Linked DNA regions of Mus musculus: region 1 is linked to region 2. A link is a loop called in an ENCODE intact Hi-C map of the cell type or tissue named here. Cell type or tissue: gastrocnemius. All regions are shown on one strand. Links, peaks and the distances in the headings refer to the core of each region. The heading gives the core; the rest is flanking DNA.

Region 1 (8,334 bases), core at 169-8,168, 260 kb before region 2:
AGTTTTATTTTGTTTTAAAAATTAACACTTTTCACCTCTTGGCTTTAGAGGACTTCAGATTAGCTGGAATTAAAAAAAAAAAGATTTAAGTAGAACATTTGGATTAGTGTACAGATCTTAACACTAGTATTTCTTTTGTCCCAAATCTCAGGAATGTTTTAGGCAGAAAACTGGCTTTTCCCCTGATGGTGATTGAAGGAGGGTGCTTTAGGATTGATTAAATAGCACTGTTTTAATTGCAGTTCTAGGTATCTATAGCATGAGTGGCCTTAATGAGTTTGTTGAAGTGCACATGTTTTTCAGAAGTAAAATTTAAGATTAAATATATATGCTATATATAGATATCTAGAAAACTTGGTTGTGGTGCACAAAGTGTTGAATCACTGAATCGCAGGTACCATTTGTATAACATCACTTGTTTCTGTATATTCCTTTTATGGGAAAATATGTTGCCATGGTGACTAAAAACTTTTCAATTTAGTTTTACTTTTATGTGAATGCTACATTTTATTAAATATTACCAGGTCAGTACTATTTTTATACCTTATTAAGTAACGGGTTTTAGTTTAATAGGCTCAAAATAAAAAGAAAAACCCTTAATGGAATAATTACAAATGAATCACTAACATTCTTTACAGGAAAATCCCCACTACTAGTGCCACAGTAATTTCTATAGTAATATCTCTGGTCATTAATAAATTCTGAAGACAGCTCATTGAGTCAGAACGGCCTTTCATATCATTCTCACTTGTAGTGCCCACCGTTATTTGTAATTATTAAACCACACTAAGTATGTTTGTAACCAGCATTGTGATATATTCTGTACTTGTATTGCTAAATGAATTATTGACCTAATAAATAGTGTTCCTGCATTCGTAGTGTATGCTTCCGATTGAATTGTGATTGCTTTGGGTTAGAATTTTGGCTTTTAGTTTGTAGACTGTGTGAGAGAAACGTGAAGCTAGAACAAAAGTGTGGTCAAGAAAAGGAAGCTGTGGGGGCTGGTGAGATGGCTCAGTGGGTAAGAGCACCCGACTGCTCTTCCGAAGGTCAGGAGTTCAAATCCCAGCAACCACATGGTGGCTCACAACCATCCGATCACGAGATCTGACTCCCTCTTCTGGAGTGTCTGAAGACAGCTACAGTGTACTTACATATAATAAATAAATAAATAAATCAAAAAAAAAAAAAAAAAAAAAAGAAAAGGAAGCTGTGCTGCAGAGGCTCATGGAGACAGATCTCTAACCTTGCCCTCGGCAGCCCTTGGAAATGACAGCTTTAGAGGAAAGTGACCATCTCTCTTCAGTAGCTTTCCTAGTACAAAAAGCTGTGGATGGTTAAGAGACTTGGTGGAGGTCAGTTAAAAGGATGACAGAATTCTCCAGTCTCCCCATGTCTGGGTTTCAGTTCCAACTGCCCCGTAACTGTAAGGATTTTAACCCTCTTTTCCACATGTGAAGTAGATCTTTTAAAGAGAACTATACCATGAAACAACCAATCAAAAGAATTACAGAAAATGAGGCCATATTTTAAATGGTTTGGTTTGGTTTGGTTTGGTTTTTCGAGACAGGGTTTCTCTGTGTAGCTCTGGCTGTCCTGGAACTCTGTAGACCAGGATTAAAGGCGTGCGCCATCACCGCCCGGTGTAACAGGATCTGATGACCTCTTCTGGTGTGTCTGAAGAGAGTGACAGTGTGCTCATATACATAATTAAATCTTTTTTTAAAAAGATTTATGTATATATCTATATAGATACACGTATGTATATATGTGTATGTATGTATATATGCATACACACGTGTGTGTATACATATACATTATATATATGTATATATATTTTATGTATACACACACACACACATACATATAATGACTATTTTAACATGCATGGACTTCAATATACTAAGAAGCCAAACAGCTGAGCGAGAGTCAGGAGACATGAGGATCCTTGGCTGCATACCAAGTTGGAAGCCAGTCTAGCCTACATGAGACTGAATCAAAATGACAACAAAGACAAATAAAATGACCATATAATTTTAGTGTTACATTCACCACAGAAGCAGTGGGGAAGGGAAAATGGGAAATGATTGCTTAATGGTTTCCATTTTACACCATGAAGAAGTTATGGAGATTAGCTGCACAGTAAATGGAGACATAATTGCAGTAAAAATGGTCAAGATGCAACACATTGAAGGCAGGAAGATAGTATGGTAAATCTTCTGTGTATTTAGAACTTTGTTTTTTAACACTTAGGTGTTTTGTTTGTTTTTTTAATGCTTTCAGTCTCTCTAGGCAGGGCTGGCAGAGATGGCTCAGTGGGTACAGACCCTTGTCATGCAGCCTGCTGGCTGACTACAGCCTCCAGTTCTCACATAAAAAGAGAAGCAACTCCTGTAAGGCATCCTCTGACCTCCACAAGCATGCCCTTGTAAGTGTGGGCATGCAGCCACTAAAGTACAAAACATTTCTTTTTAACACTTGCCTGGCAGTTAAGTCCGCCATGATGCTGCATTTGGAAGAATGGCCGTGAGGGCCAGGGACAGGTGTGCACTCTAAGTCCTGGAGAAACAGGAGCAGGGCTGGGGTGGGGTTGGCTGTCTCTGCCAGTTTGGTCTACGTAGTTTCAGACCAGGCCAGAGCTACACATGCAAATAAATGTAAAGCAACTATAACAACAAAACACAGTTTCTTTCCAAATCCGTTACTTCCAATTTGTTAGGGTTTGTGCTCACTCTTTCTCATTAAATTTCGACACAAAATACAGAACTAATCCACAAAATAGGACAGAAAATTCAGGAAACAGACCCAAGTAAGCCAGAAATGTGATAGAAGAGCTACGTCTAAAACTGGCCATAGAAAAGATGGCTTTGCCCTAAATGCTACAGTCTATAAGTACACACACCTACATATACAGACACACCCGTGGACAAGTGTTGAACCAATTGAAAAGCACACACACTAAGGCTCCGAGTGAGACACAGAAATCTGATGAAGAACACAGAGTGCTCCCCCTTCTCCTGAACTACAAGTGTAGACACAAGAAAGAGACTGGAGCAGCCATGCGGGCTGGGGTCAGAGTGGGCTGGGCAATGAGCCGTCACAGTTCTGGTTGGGAGCCTTTTCCACTTTGTTTTAGGGAGGAGCTGGAAATTCAGCTGAGTTGGTGATACTGCACACCTAGCATTCATGAAGCCATGGGTCTCATCTCTAGCACTGCTTAAACTAGGCATGAATGGGACGCCTATAAGCCCAGAGCTAGGGAGATAGGGGCAGAAGGATCGGAAGTTCAGGTTCAATCTTGACCACTTCGGGATTTCAAGGTCATACTATTGCAGTTCCATCTACTTGGGAGGCTAAAGCAGGAGGAGGACCAACTGAACTAGGCTGTCAAAGGCTGGTCTGCACAATTAAACCAAGTCTCACCCCCCACACACACACCCCAAAAACCCTTCAGAGAAGACCTCTTCTCTGGAAGGTCTCCTCTTGAGGCCTGCTGCCATGACACTGGTGAGGCTTTTTTGTTTTTGTTTTCTCCTTGGGGTTAGCTTTATCATAAAAGCATAGAGCAACATACTATGTCAACAGCTAACTCCTCTTCCATACCGCTTCCCTAGCTACTCTCTGACATCCTTACTACCACTCCAAGGTCATCCATTGGGTTGGACACACCTTAGCTGAGAACGTGCAACTAACTTTAGGAATAATGCATTGGAGGGCTGAAGCGGTGGCTTGGCAGCTAAGACCTGGGTTCAGTTCCCAGCATCTATCTACATAGCTGCTCACACCTTAACTAGTTAGTTCTTATTCTAGGGGATTTGGCGCCATCTTCTGGTCATGGAAGGCACAAGGTACACACACCTTGGACTTGGAATCAGGCCTAAACTACTTAAAGTAACCAATCAACCTATCAATCAAGAACACATTAGTCTCCCAGTTGTTTACATGTCATGAAAAATGTCAGGCTGGCCAAGATCAGGAGTCATAGTGTCACTGTGTACTGTCATTTGCAGCCAGTAGGTCATCAGCCCGAATCCTTACACCGACTTCCAGTACAGGAGACATTCATTGCCTTTATTCTTGGGGCTGTCTTTTCTCCTCTAGACAGTAGTTGAAAAAGTGCTGTTTGGGGCTGGTGAGATGGCTCAGTGGGTAAGAGCACCCGACTGCTCTTCCAAAGGTCTGGAGTTCAAATCCCAGCAACCACATGGTGGCTAACAACCATCTGTAATGAGATCTGACTCCCTCTTCTGGAGTGTCTGAAGACAGCTACAGTGTACTTACATACAATAAATAAATAAATCTTTTAAAAAAAAAAAAAGTGCTGTTTGGCTATGCTCTTTCTTTTGTTAATTCAACAGAATGCTAAATGACTAATATGGGCTGTTCACTATTATAATTGCTTAGGATATACCGATAAGCAAGTTAGTTATCTTCTGGCCATGTGAAAATATAATTTACAAATTTTAAAAAGAGGAAACTCTTTGTAAGCTTATTCTCTCATGTGTTTTGTCACAGGAATATAAAATTGAAACGGCGCCAGGCCTGACGGGCTCGGGGAAAGCAAGGGTTGGAGGAGCTGTGGGAGTGGATCAGACTGGACCTAGCAGATAACTTAGGCGTTCTTTGTATTGTTTAGCTGATTTTGAGACAGGCTAAATGATGTCGCACAAGCTGTCCTCCTGCCTTCCCTCCCCATCGCTGAGATTAGAGGTGTGCACCACACCAAGGCAGAGCTGACCCTGACTTCAGATGAATTGAGGAACGTTGGAGTTTTAAGCAGAGAAACCTGTGATCTGCCGTTTTAGAATTCTAAGATCGTACTGCGTTTGAGGAAAGAGGACACCAAACCCAGCCTCCGCTGTTGCCTTAAGGAGAGCTCCCCAGCACCTCTACCCGGGGTTTTGCGCGCGGGAGCCAGGTTGGAAGGCAGCGGTACTCCCCACAGTTCCTGTAGGTGGCGGTGCTGCCCCACGGACCATGACCAGCACCCTATTTTGCTGGGAGCCCCTCCGTATCACGCAGTTTCCGGTAGGCCGCCCCTCTCTCCGTGGTCCTCCTGCTTTGTCAAAATTGTTGTGATCCAGCCAGGCAAGGGTTAAAGGGAAAGAGCGAGCTGCTCCCGCACCACGTGACCTTCCTGCTACACACATTTACCCTGGCCCTGAAGTACCTGGTTCCCATTTGCCTTGGGCAGGGTCCTCATGTCTTGTCGCTTGTGTTGGGGGGGGGGGGGGGGGGAAGAGGAAAAATATAAAGGAAAACTGAAGTGAGTGGTGCATGCCTTGAAGGGGCAAAGGCAGACAACTCTCTGTGAGTTCGAGTGGTCTACAGAGTGTTCGGACAGCCAGAGATACATAGATAAACTCTGTCTCATAAAACAAACAAAATCGCTGGGCCTTGGAGGCTGGAGAGAGAAGGCTATCAGCGATAGCCTGTGCTTCTTGCCTTTCCAGAGGAAGATGTGGGTATTCCCAGCACCCACATCAGTTGGCTCAAAACCACTTATGAACTACAGTTCCAGAGAATCCCACATGCTCCATATATTCACACACACACACACACACACCACACCACACCACACACACACGCGCGCGCACACGCACACTTAGAGAGAAAATCACCGAGCCCACTTCCTTGCTTGGAGACTCCAGGTAAATGGTTTCTGGAGCTGGAAGCAATGTGCATTTTTTTAAGTCTCTAGTTTCCTCTTTTCCTTTCTTGCCTCTCATGGGTATCATCCAAACCCATCAACTGACTGCTGAAGGTGTGATTCATGTTGTCCGGAATGTGCAAGGCCCTAGTTTGGATTTCCAGCACTGTATAACAAAAGAGGACAAGAGGGCTTAGCGGGTAAAGGTGCTCGCCTTCCAGCCTGACGGTCTGGGTTCCATCTTGGGTCCATTTGGTGGTGGAAGGAAAGAACTGATTCCCTAATGTCCTCACAGTGGATCCTCACAGTATCCACTGACACAAAGGCACACACAATAAATAAATGAACAAATAAAAAATGAATGAATGAATGAATGAATGTAGCCAAGTGTTTTTGAACCTAAGTTTGTCATTCTTGTTGCATACCTGTGTTGCTTCTGTGTACTTTGGGGATATCAAATAACAACGGCCCCAAGAGTTGCACAGGAGTTGTAGATGTGTGAAGTCCATTGTTCAAGGCACAGGGTTGGGAGGAGCCATAGTAAACTAGGAAGCATATCAGAAAGGCTGATGCAACTGCTCCTCCACTCCAGCACCTGCCACATAGGACGCAATTCAAAAGTGGGTAGCTGTATGAGAGGCTAGAAGTCTGACTTTTCATTTAATGGGAAATGACAGTTATAATATTGGCAACTAATATTTTTAAAATGATGTGTGCAAGTGGAACTCCTCGTTGGTAATTAAATGCATTAGTAGCTGCCAAATTTTGATCACTAACCCAACTCACCATTCTGCTAAGACTATTGGTATTTCTTCTTTGGGATTCTATTTCTAGCCTCTCTCACGGTCATTTGGAAATCTCCCCAATACCCGAGCAGCATCGGTTCATTCCATTGTACCTCTCCTCCCTTGGCACTGCCTGCCCCACGCTACAGAGAAGATGGAGTCTAGATGATTCAGAGGCTGCTAGACTTGTCACTGACTGACCCGGTTCAATCAGTTATCCCATCCTGTGCTTTCCTGTGGCTAACATTGATAAAATCCTTCGTTCTTTTCCCCATTGGACTCTGATAATCCTCCACACAGGTGACCACAACTATTTACTTTGCAAAAAAATGTGCTACCTGCCACTTAGGAAGTGGCTGTAAACATTTTTTCCTTTGAGACAGGGTCTTATTGTATAGCTTTGGCTGGCCTGGAACTTCTTGTGTAGACCAGGCTGGACTTAAGACACACAGAAACCCAACTGCCTCTGCTGAGATTAAAAGAGGGACCACCAAGTCTGGCTTCAAATGTTTTTAAGCAAATGAAAGATGAATGAAGTTCAGACAAGTAAAGTACCACTGTCTTAAGAATTATTATTTCCCATTTATTATTATTTCCCATTTATTTATACTTAGAAATTGAGTATCCTTTTGATGAAGTAAACCTTCTTTACCCTCTTCAACCCCTTCATCCTCCAGAGTATACATGCAAGTGCCCAAGGGAGCCAGAGAGAGCTGCCCTCCACCCCTGTGGGTCTTCTTAGGAGCAGCTCTTGGGAGATTCTAGTCTTTCCTTAATCCTCTTTTTCTTCAGCTTTGGTTTTTGAGGAAGTTTCCTTAAAGAATCTGAAAGAATAAAAGGCAGAGAGGGTCCCAATGACATTGCAGCTTGTAAGAAACATCTGCAGGGTAGAAAGGGGAGAGCAATAAGGAAAGTTTGTCTCCCTGCCGTCTGTGTCCCTTGCTCTTTCTTTCACTGAGCCCTGTGAGGTGACGAGATGATATCACCCTCTGTGTACAGATGAGGATGTTCACCCAAGCACAGGGCAAGCATGTGGCATGTCCGAAGCTTTATAACAAGCTAGAGCTGCAGCTCCACTTCCCCTGCGCCCCTCTCAGTTCTCACCACCAATTCCAAGTGCTTTGAAAACACACGTCTGTAAGCAAACTGCCAAGTTTTAATCAATTTATGAATACAGTGCCAAAGAAACACCATACCTGTCACTGTAACGTAGACTCTGTACTGGTGGATTACAAATGACGGGCCTGCCGGTGTTATATGCCTTCCTTGTGTAACATGCGGGGAGGGCATCCTACATCTTCTCTAACCTCTAACATTTTCACCAGGCAAGTGTGTGTGTGTGTGTGTGTGTGTGTGTGTGTTACTGGGGATTGAACCCAGGTCTTCACATATGCTACAAGCATTCTACCTGAGCTATGTTCACAGCCCCTATCTCCAAGCTCCAACATCGAGAAACACACACACACACACTGAGAGAGACAGAGACTCCTCCAACAGGTCAGGTTAAAAAGACAGCAAGTTTGTCAAACTGAGGTGTGACCAGGTGAGACACCTGGTGTGAGCATCCCATGCAGCAGTTACCACTGAAACTTGAATATGGATTCTTTGATTCTACAAAGAGAGCACATTGCCCCGGGAAGGCCTGATGCCATTCATTTTAAAAAAAAAAAAAAAAAAAGCAAGTTTAGAGGCTGGAGGTGTGCTTCAGAGGTTAAAAGCACAAGCTGCTCTCCAGACAGCCTGGGCTTGGTTCCCAACATCCACATGGCGGCTATAACTGCTTGTAACTGCAGCTCCAGGGGATTTGATGCCCTCTTCTGACCTCCATAGGCTCTAAGATGTATATGGTACATAAAAACTCATGCAGGTACTCACACAAACAGAAATGAATAGCAAAGA
Region 2 (8,334 bases), core at 23-8,022:
TGTATGTGTCTCTGTGTGTATGTGTATGTCTCTGTGTGTCCATGTGTCTCTGTCTGTGTGTGTGTATCTGTGTGTGTGAGTGCATGTGTGAGTGTGTATCTGTGTGTTTGTGTATGTCTCTGTGTGTCCATGTGTCTGTGTGTGTTTATCTCTGTGTGTGTCTCTCTGTATGTGTATCTCTCTCTATCTGTGTGTGTGTGTTTGTGTGTGTGTGAGTTTGTCTACTTGTCATGACCCACATGTGGAAGGTAAAGCGTACCCTCCTGGGGTCAGTGTTCTCCTTCTATCATGTGGGTGTCAGGGATAGAAGTCAGGTGGTCAAGCTTGTGGCAATCGCCTTCACCGGCTGAGCCATTTTGCATCTCTTCTTCTTTTCAAGACAAAGTCTCACCTCTAATTAGTGATCCTCCTGCCTCAGCCTCCTGAGTGTTGAGATTACAAGTGTGTATCACCGTGTTTAGCTTATTAAGTCTTCCTTTTTTCTTTTTATAAATGTAGTTTATTTATTTTTATGTGTCTGAGTGTTTTGCCTGCATGTGTATATGTGTACAATCTGAGTCCTTGGTATTCTCTGAGGACAGAAGAGGGGGGTGGATCCTCTAGTGTCCCTAGGGTTACAGATGATTGTGAGCCACCATGTAAGTGCTGGGAACTGAACTCAAGTCCTCTGCAAGAGGACAAGTGTTCTTCTTAAGCACTGAGCCATCTCTCCAGCCCCTTGCCATCTTTCTTGATGATATCTAAAAACAAAACATTTAAAACCACTAGGCAATAGATAAGTCTTGTTTTCTTTCCAGAAAATGATCGCCACTGGAGCCTAAAACTCTTTGTAAATGAGAATGAAGGCACAAACTGCCTGTGTCAGCCCGTCTATACCCTGCAAACAAACCGTCCTTGCAAAGGCCTCCCTCAAGTCTTTTCCTGAACTTGCTGATCTTGTGGGACAAAGGAAGCAGGCAATAAGAGAGTGGCAGGTTCTGGGATGCTCAGCAGCTCAGAGGTTCCTAACAGTCTACAGCAGGTTAGCTGACCCAGCCTGAGCCTTGCTGTGTTCCCACTAGCTGGAGACTAACCATCTACTGGTATCCCCTGAACCATAAACTTTTCAGTCCTGTAGATGCCTCCTCTTTTTGGGGGACAGGAGTGGTAGGTTGAGAAAGGGTTTCTCTGTGTAGTCCTGGCTGTCCTGGAACTTGTTATGTGACCAGGCTGATCTGAATCTTACAGAGATCACCTGCCTCTGCCTCCTGCATGCTGGGATTAAAGATGTGTGCCACCACTCCTAGCATAGATACCTGTATGCAACAGCACTGGTAGCAGAAAAGAAGCCACACTGAATTAACACAAGAGCAGGAGAGCTGGGTGAAAGTCACTTTTCCTCCCTTTAACATATAAGCAGTTTTCAGGACGATTATAAGCCTTACACATTTGACATTTACCTGTCAGCACAAGGCATCGTTAGCCTAAGGTGACTTCCACATCAAATGCACTTCATTTCATTGGAATGACATTGTATCTGTAATTGTAGTGTCTGTCTGCCATTGTAGCTGGGGATGAACATTTAATTGCATTCAGAACTGATAAATAACGTCGGTAACAAAAGGCGTTCAGTTGTTTGCACTGAATTTTCTTTCTGTATAGACTCCATACAAGTCCCTAGCGTTGACATAAAATGTAAGGCGTGGTCCCAGTGGGCCAGGTGGACTCGACTTTGGAGCAGCATTTGAGGGACTCCATTCCTGCTGGAGTCTTGTGCACACACTGACAAGGACTCATCTGGGCTGTCATGGTGACCCGTGAGATGAGCAAGCGTGTGGAGCAGACCCATGAGGCAGCTAAGCTGACCTCTGATCCCACTGACATTCCTGGGGCACTCTTAGAAGAGATAATGGGAACATTTTGGTCCAGAAACAGCACAGCATGTCAGATGTGCACGGGAGGGCATACGGACATCCCATGCCAATCCAGTAGCAGCCTGGCACGGGGATTCAGCCCTACCTACTACTTTGTAAAAACTGCCAAAGTTCCAGAATTCAGCCGCTCATTGAATGGTCAGAGTGCAATCTTTCACGTGCATGACAACCCCTTACCAGGGGAGAAAGTTAGAAAGGTACCAAGTTAGTGAGAATCATAGTTGTTCTGTCTAGGCTTTTGTCATGCTGGTTTTTTACTGGACAATGTTCAGCCAAGCATTACCTAGAACCCTGTACTCTGAGCTGACCTCAAATTCATGTCTTCTTGTCTCAAACTCCTGAGTACCAGAATTTTTTGGCTTTTGTCACCAAGGCCCCAGGTCATTTTATAGAGAATGTCATTGGGATCAATATGTCTGCTCATGGGTTTGGAGGAGTAAGGGTGGGGAGGCATGGTGGCACGTGCCTGTGATCGGAATGCTGGAGGTGAGGGCAGGAGGACCCCTGGGGCTTGGTGGCCAGGTTTAGTGAGAGATTCTGCCGCAGGCAGAGTTGGTGACAGTGGACAAACAGCAGTATTTGCACAGACGCTGTATCCTCAGTACTTGAATTAAAGGCATGAGACATTACACCTGGTAAAACTGCAGGTGCACCGAGGGAAAGCGAGACAAACGACCTGAGACCCAGTGGAAAGGGCTTCAAGGTAGGGTTTCCCCTCACTACATATATTTTTACTTCAAAAGGGTTTTGTTTATTTATTTTTTATGTGTATGAGTGTTTTGCTTGCATGGCTATTACATGCATGTATGTATGCACATGCCTGATGCTCAGGGAAGTCAGAAGAGGATATCAGATTTTTTGGAACTGGAGTTACAGATGATTGTGAGCTGCCGTGTGGGTGCTGGGAACTGAACTCAGGTCCTCTGCAAGAGCAGCCAATGCTCTTAACCACTAGGCCACATCTCCAGCCCCACTCACTACATTTCCTTCTTTTCTTTTCTTTTCTTTTCTTTTCTTTTCTTTTCTTTTCTTTTCTTTTCCTTTCCTTCTCTCTCTCTCTCTCTCTCTCTCTCTCTCTCTCTCTCTCTCTCTCTTTCTTTTTCTTTCTTTCTTTTTTTTTTTTTTGATTTTTCAAGACAGGGTTTCTCTGTATAGCCCTGGCTGTCCTGGAACTCACTCTGTAGACCAGGCTGGCCTCGAACTCAGAAATCCGCCTGCTTCTGCCTCCCAAGTGCTGAGATTAAAGGCGTGTGCCACCACTGCCGGACCTCACTATATTTCTTAAGTCATTGAGCTTCCTACAGCTTGATGCTCACTCCCATCTATGAGCAATCACTGCTGGGATCCAGCGGAAAGCTGTCTGTTTCCACGAAATCCTGCTCATTTTTATGAGCTGTCTCATTTCCACAGAAATTCATGGCTATTTTTGTAAACTACCTCAGCCCATAGAGTACTTGCAAAATCGCACTGTTACCAAATGAACTATAAATGGGTTAAGCGGTATTAGCATTCATTTCAAAGCTGGATGTGGTGGCATATACTTCATCTCAGCACTTGGAGACAGGGTTTTGTTGGAGACAGGCTCTCTCTGTAATTCTGGCTGGGCTGAAATTCCCAGGACACAGAAGACCATGAGTTCAAGAGCATATAGCAAGACTGTAAGGAAGAACAAACAAACAAACAAACAAACAAACAAATCCAGAGTTAACAGGAATAAAAGCTGTCTTCCCTAAAAAAGTATCAAAGCCCTTGCTTACAAATCTCAGCTGAGATGAATACCAGGGACATTGGGTGTATAAAGGGACCGGGTTTAGCTAGTAGGGGGCAGATGCAAATTACTATAAAATTCAGAGCAATGTGGATTAGCAAGCATGTGGAATAAAGAATATGTGTGCTTACTGTTGCCTGACAGGAAACATTTCTCCGAAGAAGGGAAACATTTACTGGGAGTTACGGGAGGGTCAGAAATGTACTGCCCCAATGAGGAAATAGAGAATTCCAGGAAGATGAACGGAGGGTAGGAAAGGAAGAGCCAGGCACAAGCAGGAGTGTTTGACTGGGAAGCTGGGTGCTCAGGAGGAGGAGGTCAGAGGACTGGCCAGCATGTCTGATAGCTTTATCACAGGGTCAGCGTATCAGCCGAGCACTAACACAGCTGGAGTTTGGTTCTTAGCCCTCCAAAAACAAGAGACCTAGTTTGGACAGCAAATTAAATGCTCCTAGTGGCCGCTGCAGAGAAACCCTCAATCTATCAACTACTTTGCAGAGGAACGGAAAAGGAAATGATGGTTGCTTGACGATTAGAGTTTGTACACTGTGTTTCCACCCGCCCTTGTGATTGCAACCTGAATTTTACCAGGTTCCCTCTGACCCATTCCCATGGTAGTTTCCAGTCCCATGGATGAGTCAGTGAATTAGGTTCTGTAAAAAGTTGCCAAACAGAATCCCGGAGCTTTAAGCAAGGGCAGACAGGACCGGCCTAAACCTACTCTGGAAATTTCTCAGAGTACAATGGTCCATCCCTTTTGCTGTGAATTTTCAGGAACGTTGGGGCTGCTTGCAATACACAACCTTGATGTGGTAGTATGTGCCTGTGATCCCAGCATTCAGGATGTTGGGGCAGGAGGATCAGAAGTTCGAGACTCCCCTCAGCAAGCTCACAGTTGTCTGTTTGATTATTGTGTGTGGAGGGGAGGCACACATGGAGGAGTCAGGGGATAGTAACTGACCAGAGTCAGTTCTCTCTTACCGGGAGGGATCTTCAGGCTTGGCACCTGTACCTGCTGAGCCATTTCTGGAGCCTACGCTTTCCCGTGTGGGATGGAAATGAATGTGAACAGGTGAGATCGTGGAAATAGTCTCCCGGGGCCCAATGGTACCTGTTTTCCAGTGTCATTCAGTGCTTGCACGGGATGGATATTTTAGAGTAGCAGAATGGACCTGGAATGGGGCAAAGCACAGTCCTATATATTTTTTAAAGTTAATTTATTTATGTAAATGAGGACTGTCTGCATATACACCTGAAGGCCAGAAGAGGGCGCCAGGTCTCTTTATAGATGGTCATGAGCCACCATGTGCCAATGCTCTTAACCGCTGAGCCATCCCACAGGTCTCCAAGCCTTATTAACCCCAGGCCTCTAGTAAGAGCATAGGTGCTACATGTGAGGAGAGTGTACCCTGAGATGGAGTCTTCAGTATCCCAGGCAAACTTTCCATGGAGCCTTGAATTCTCCATCCTCCTCCCTCCACCTCCCATTCTGGGATTACAGCCATGCTCACCATGTTAGACTTCTGCATTGCCGAGGCTTGAACCCAAAACTTCCTGCATGTTTAGCCAACGAACCTACATTCCTTTCCTCTGTCCCTCCCACCCCAAGAACAGATAAATATTCTGATTCAGTGGTTCTCAACCTTCCTAAGTCTGGGACCCTTTAATACTGTTCTTCATGTTGTGCTGACCCCCAACCATAACATTATTTCAGTTGCTACTTCATAACTGTAATTTTGTTATGAATTGTAAGGTCAATCTCTGTTTTCTGATGGTCTTAGGAAACTCCTGTGAAAGGGTCACGAGTCCACAGGTTGAGAAACTCTGCTCTAGGCTAGTAACCCCAAAGTTCCCAGAGCACAGCTAGATTCTCATTAGGCTAACATAGGTGGTCAGCTTCCAGGTGGACTGCCACTATCCTGGAGTTTACATGAGCTCCTAGCTAAGAGGCACTGAGAGCTGGCCCTGGAGAGCCTTTAGCATTTAGAGCCCGAGGTTGGCGACTGTCCTGCTTTTTCCCAGGAGACTCTCTTTTCATCGCTTCACGGTTTAGTTACTACTCTAGCTTTTTTTTCTAAGCTGCCAGCAGCTTAATCTACAGCATAAAGTGGGGTGTGTGCTGGGCTCTAAGAGTAGTCGCTACACCGATCCAACGGCGGCCTGCAGCGCCCTCTGGCGGTGCCTGTTGCTGGCATGCAACACTGCGAGAGTCTCTGGAGGCTCACAGGCGCCTGACTGCCAGTAGCTAGGTACCTGAGTTCTGAAACCTTTCTTTGCTGTCTCGCTTCTTTCCAAGGATTTTCACTGCTCTTCAGGCTCTTGCGGAGGAGTACGCGGCATCTAAGATGGGTTTAACTGGAGTTCATAGAAAGCCAGGATGCTCCCATTGGAACCTCAAGTGTGGTCAACTGGATAACGAGTCTGGATTCACAGTGTCCTCGGTATTCCCCCACCTGGTCCCCCTCACACTTCCTTTCCTGTCCTGGACATTGAAGAAAGTCTGACAGTGATCCCTGAAGCTAGGGACCTCCAGAATAGAGGGAGCAGCATCTCCACCACAGGAAGTGTGTGTAGGAGAGATTCTCGGTTTCAGCCATTACATACAAACACACAATACAAATCCGGGTGGTCTGTGACAGTTTATACCCTTGCCACACAGGACACAGATTCAAATGTGATCATGGATGAGTTGTTGGCCTTCTCTGGTTGTCCCATTTTAATTTGGACCTTCTGGAAACCAAAGGTCACATCTCTGTTGAAGACTAGGAACGAAAAGGGTTATTGGGTCAGTGTGAATTTGTATTGGATTCTAAGCAAGCTCTTGACGGGCTGACGGGAGCAAAGAGAGAGCCAAAGGGGCCTTCTGATTTAGCGGAAGGACAGTGTTTTGGGCCTGGAGAGCCTTCCAGCGGTCCCATGATACTAAAGAAGGACTCTTACTCATTTCCCATCCTTTCTACCGAGTCAGACCAAATTGTCAGTAGCAGAGATCCAGGAGATTAGACTCCTTCCGAGTATCATGGAAATAACCCTTTTGCCAGCTACAGGTTAAAAAATATATATGTATGATTTCCATTTGTCTTTCAATAGCTCAAGAATTTAGGTCTGGACATCCACTTTAATTGATAAAAGGGCTCAGGTAGCAACCAAGCCCTCTAAGACACTCAAAGAGTGGGAGTCAGGGCTCCAGGCACTGCCTAGTTTGCAGCAGCTCCATCTCAGCAGGCACAGATGCTCATGCGCACACTTATTAACAGGGACCCTAGAGCAGGGCTGGTGGAAACAGAGGCAGGCCGGCTCTGTGAGTTCAAGCTCAGCCTGGTATACAGCATGAGTTCCAGGACAGCCAGGGTTACACAAAGAAACCCTGTCTTAAAAACAAAAACAAAAACAAAAACAAACAAACAAATCAACAAAGGACCCTAGAGCCTGAATGGGCCACATAGATGAGGAGGAGGCATTTGGGAGAGGAACATGATTTAAGGTCCTGGAAGCTGGAGTTTAGGTTAGACCAAATTCAGAGCTTCAGAGAGGAGCAAGTTTCTTAAAGAAAACAGGATTCCAAGTAGGGCCTGGTGACACACCCTGCAACAGGGTCTCAGACCTTAACACAACTGACTCCACGATTTTGTCTATAACTAAAGTCTATAGTAGCCTTCAAGGTTAGTCATAGCCCATCTATTCTGACTCATTAGCCTGGATTCCTTTAGCCTAGCCACTGATCTGCTCTGCAGTCAGTCAACTCCACCATGGCTTGTAGTGGCATGAAGCACAAGAAAACCTACAGGCTCATTTTCAGAGTCGTGCAAATGCACGGCTTGACACTAAAATTCCAGTCTCTTCCTTAGTCCTTTCCCCATTCTGTTTTCACTTCAAGCCTTGTGCTCCTAGGGAAGAGACCGTCTTCCAATCATCCCCAGTGTCTGGACATTGTAGAACTCACAGTCGGGGTTCAACAAGCATTTGTCAGCAGCTCAGCCTCAAATGTCTTTTGGGCTGGGAGAAGTGGCTTAGCAGTAAGGACCGCTAGATGCTGTTACAGAGTTTGAGTCTTAACATTCACAGTAGGAAGTTCAAACCCGCCTATCTCTAGCTCCATTGGATCTGATATCTTTTTCTGGTCTCTCTTGGGGCAGGGACATCATTTACCCCGGCACAGGCGCACACGTATACAGTTTTTTTTTTTTTTTAATGTCTTTGATTAGGCATGGTGGTGCACACTTGTGATGTCAGTGTCAGGGATGCAGAGGCAGAAAAATCCTGAGTTCCGTGGCCTGATCTAATCAGAGGAAAAAAATCCTTGACGCAGCAGCTCTAAATGCACATCTACTGTATCGACACTCTACAGGTGAGGCCTAGAATAGAGAACAGGATCAATCCATTGCTTCTGACTGCCAATGAGTGCGGAGCGCTGTGATTGGCCCTTGTTTAGGTAAAAGAGTGAGCGCGGGTGTCTTCTGGGAAGTCATGGCGTCGCTGAATTGTAGGACTGCGGTCTGTGTGGTCTGTTTGGAGAAGCCGAAATACCGTTGCCCGACTTGCCGCGTGCCCTAGTGAGCCAGAGCGGGTAGTGGGTTCGGAGGGAGGCCGGGCTGCGGGCGGCGGCTGCGGGCAAGGGGTACGTGCTGCGGCCGCTCGTGCTGATCGTGCTGA

The links. Hi-C counts contacts between places; a loop is a spot of excess contacts. Peaks named below come from ENCODE experiments on the same cell type or tissue, not always from the same donor. Only the 100,000 strongest peaks of a DNase experiment are listed, where the experiment ranks them.
Region 1: a loop joins it to region 2, with 5 times the contacts of the local background. A loop is called at or near these places in 17 of 42 quality-filtered maps.

What each region holds. Positions count from the first base shown.
Region 1 is chr11:85,179,811-85,188,144 of GRCm38, reverse strand. It overlaps 1700125H20Rik (RIKEN cDNA 1700125H20 gene), which reads right to left. Exons shown (of 6, transcript NM_028589.1): 6 at 6,991-7,259. The coding sequence ends at 7,174. Among named protein-coding and RNA genes, the nearest start is that of 1700125H20Rik, 13 kb to the right of the region's middle. In gastrocnemius, for the core only: CTCF peaks have their summits at 3,815 (motif pointing left) and 4,947 (motif pointing right); DNase peaks (open chromatin) are centred at 1,949, 3,842, 4,583 and 5,000; H3K4me3 peaks cover 1,004 bases; H3K27ac peaks cover 523 bases.
Region 2 is chr11:84,916,156-84,924,489 of GRCm38, reverse strand. It overlaps Znhit3 (zinc finger, HIT type 3), which reads left to right and starts at 8,124. Exons shown (of 5, transcript NM_001005223.3): 1 at 8,124-8,234. The coding sequence starts at 8,149. In gastrocnemius, for the core only: a CTCF peak has its summit at 4,940 (motif pointing right); DNase peaks (open chromatin) are centred at 4,972 and 5,849; H3K4me3 peaks cover 1,069 bases; H3K27ac peaks cover 399 bases.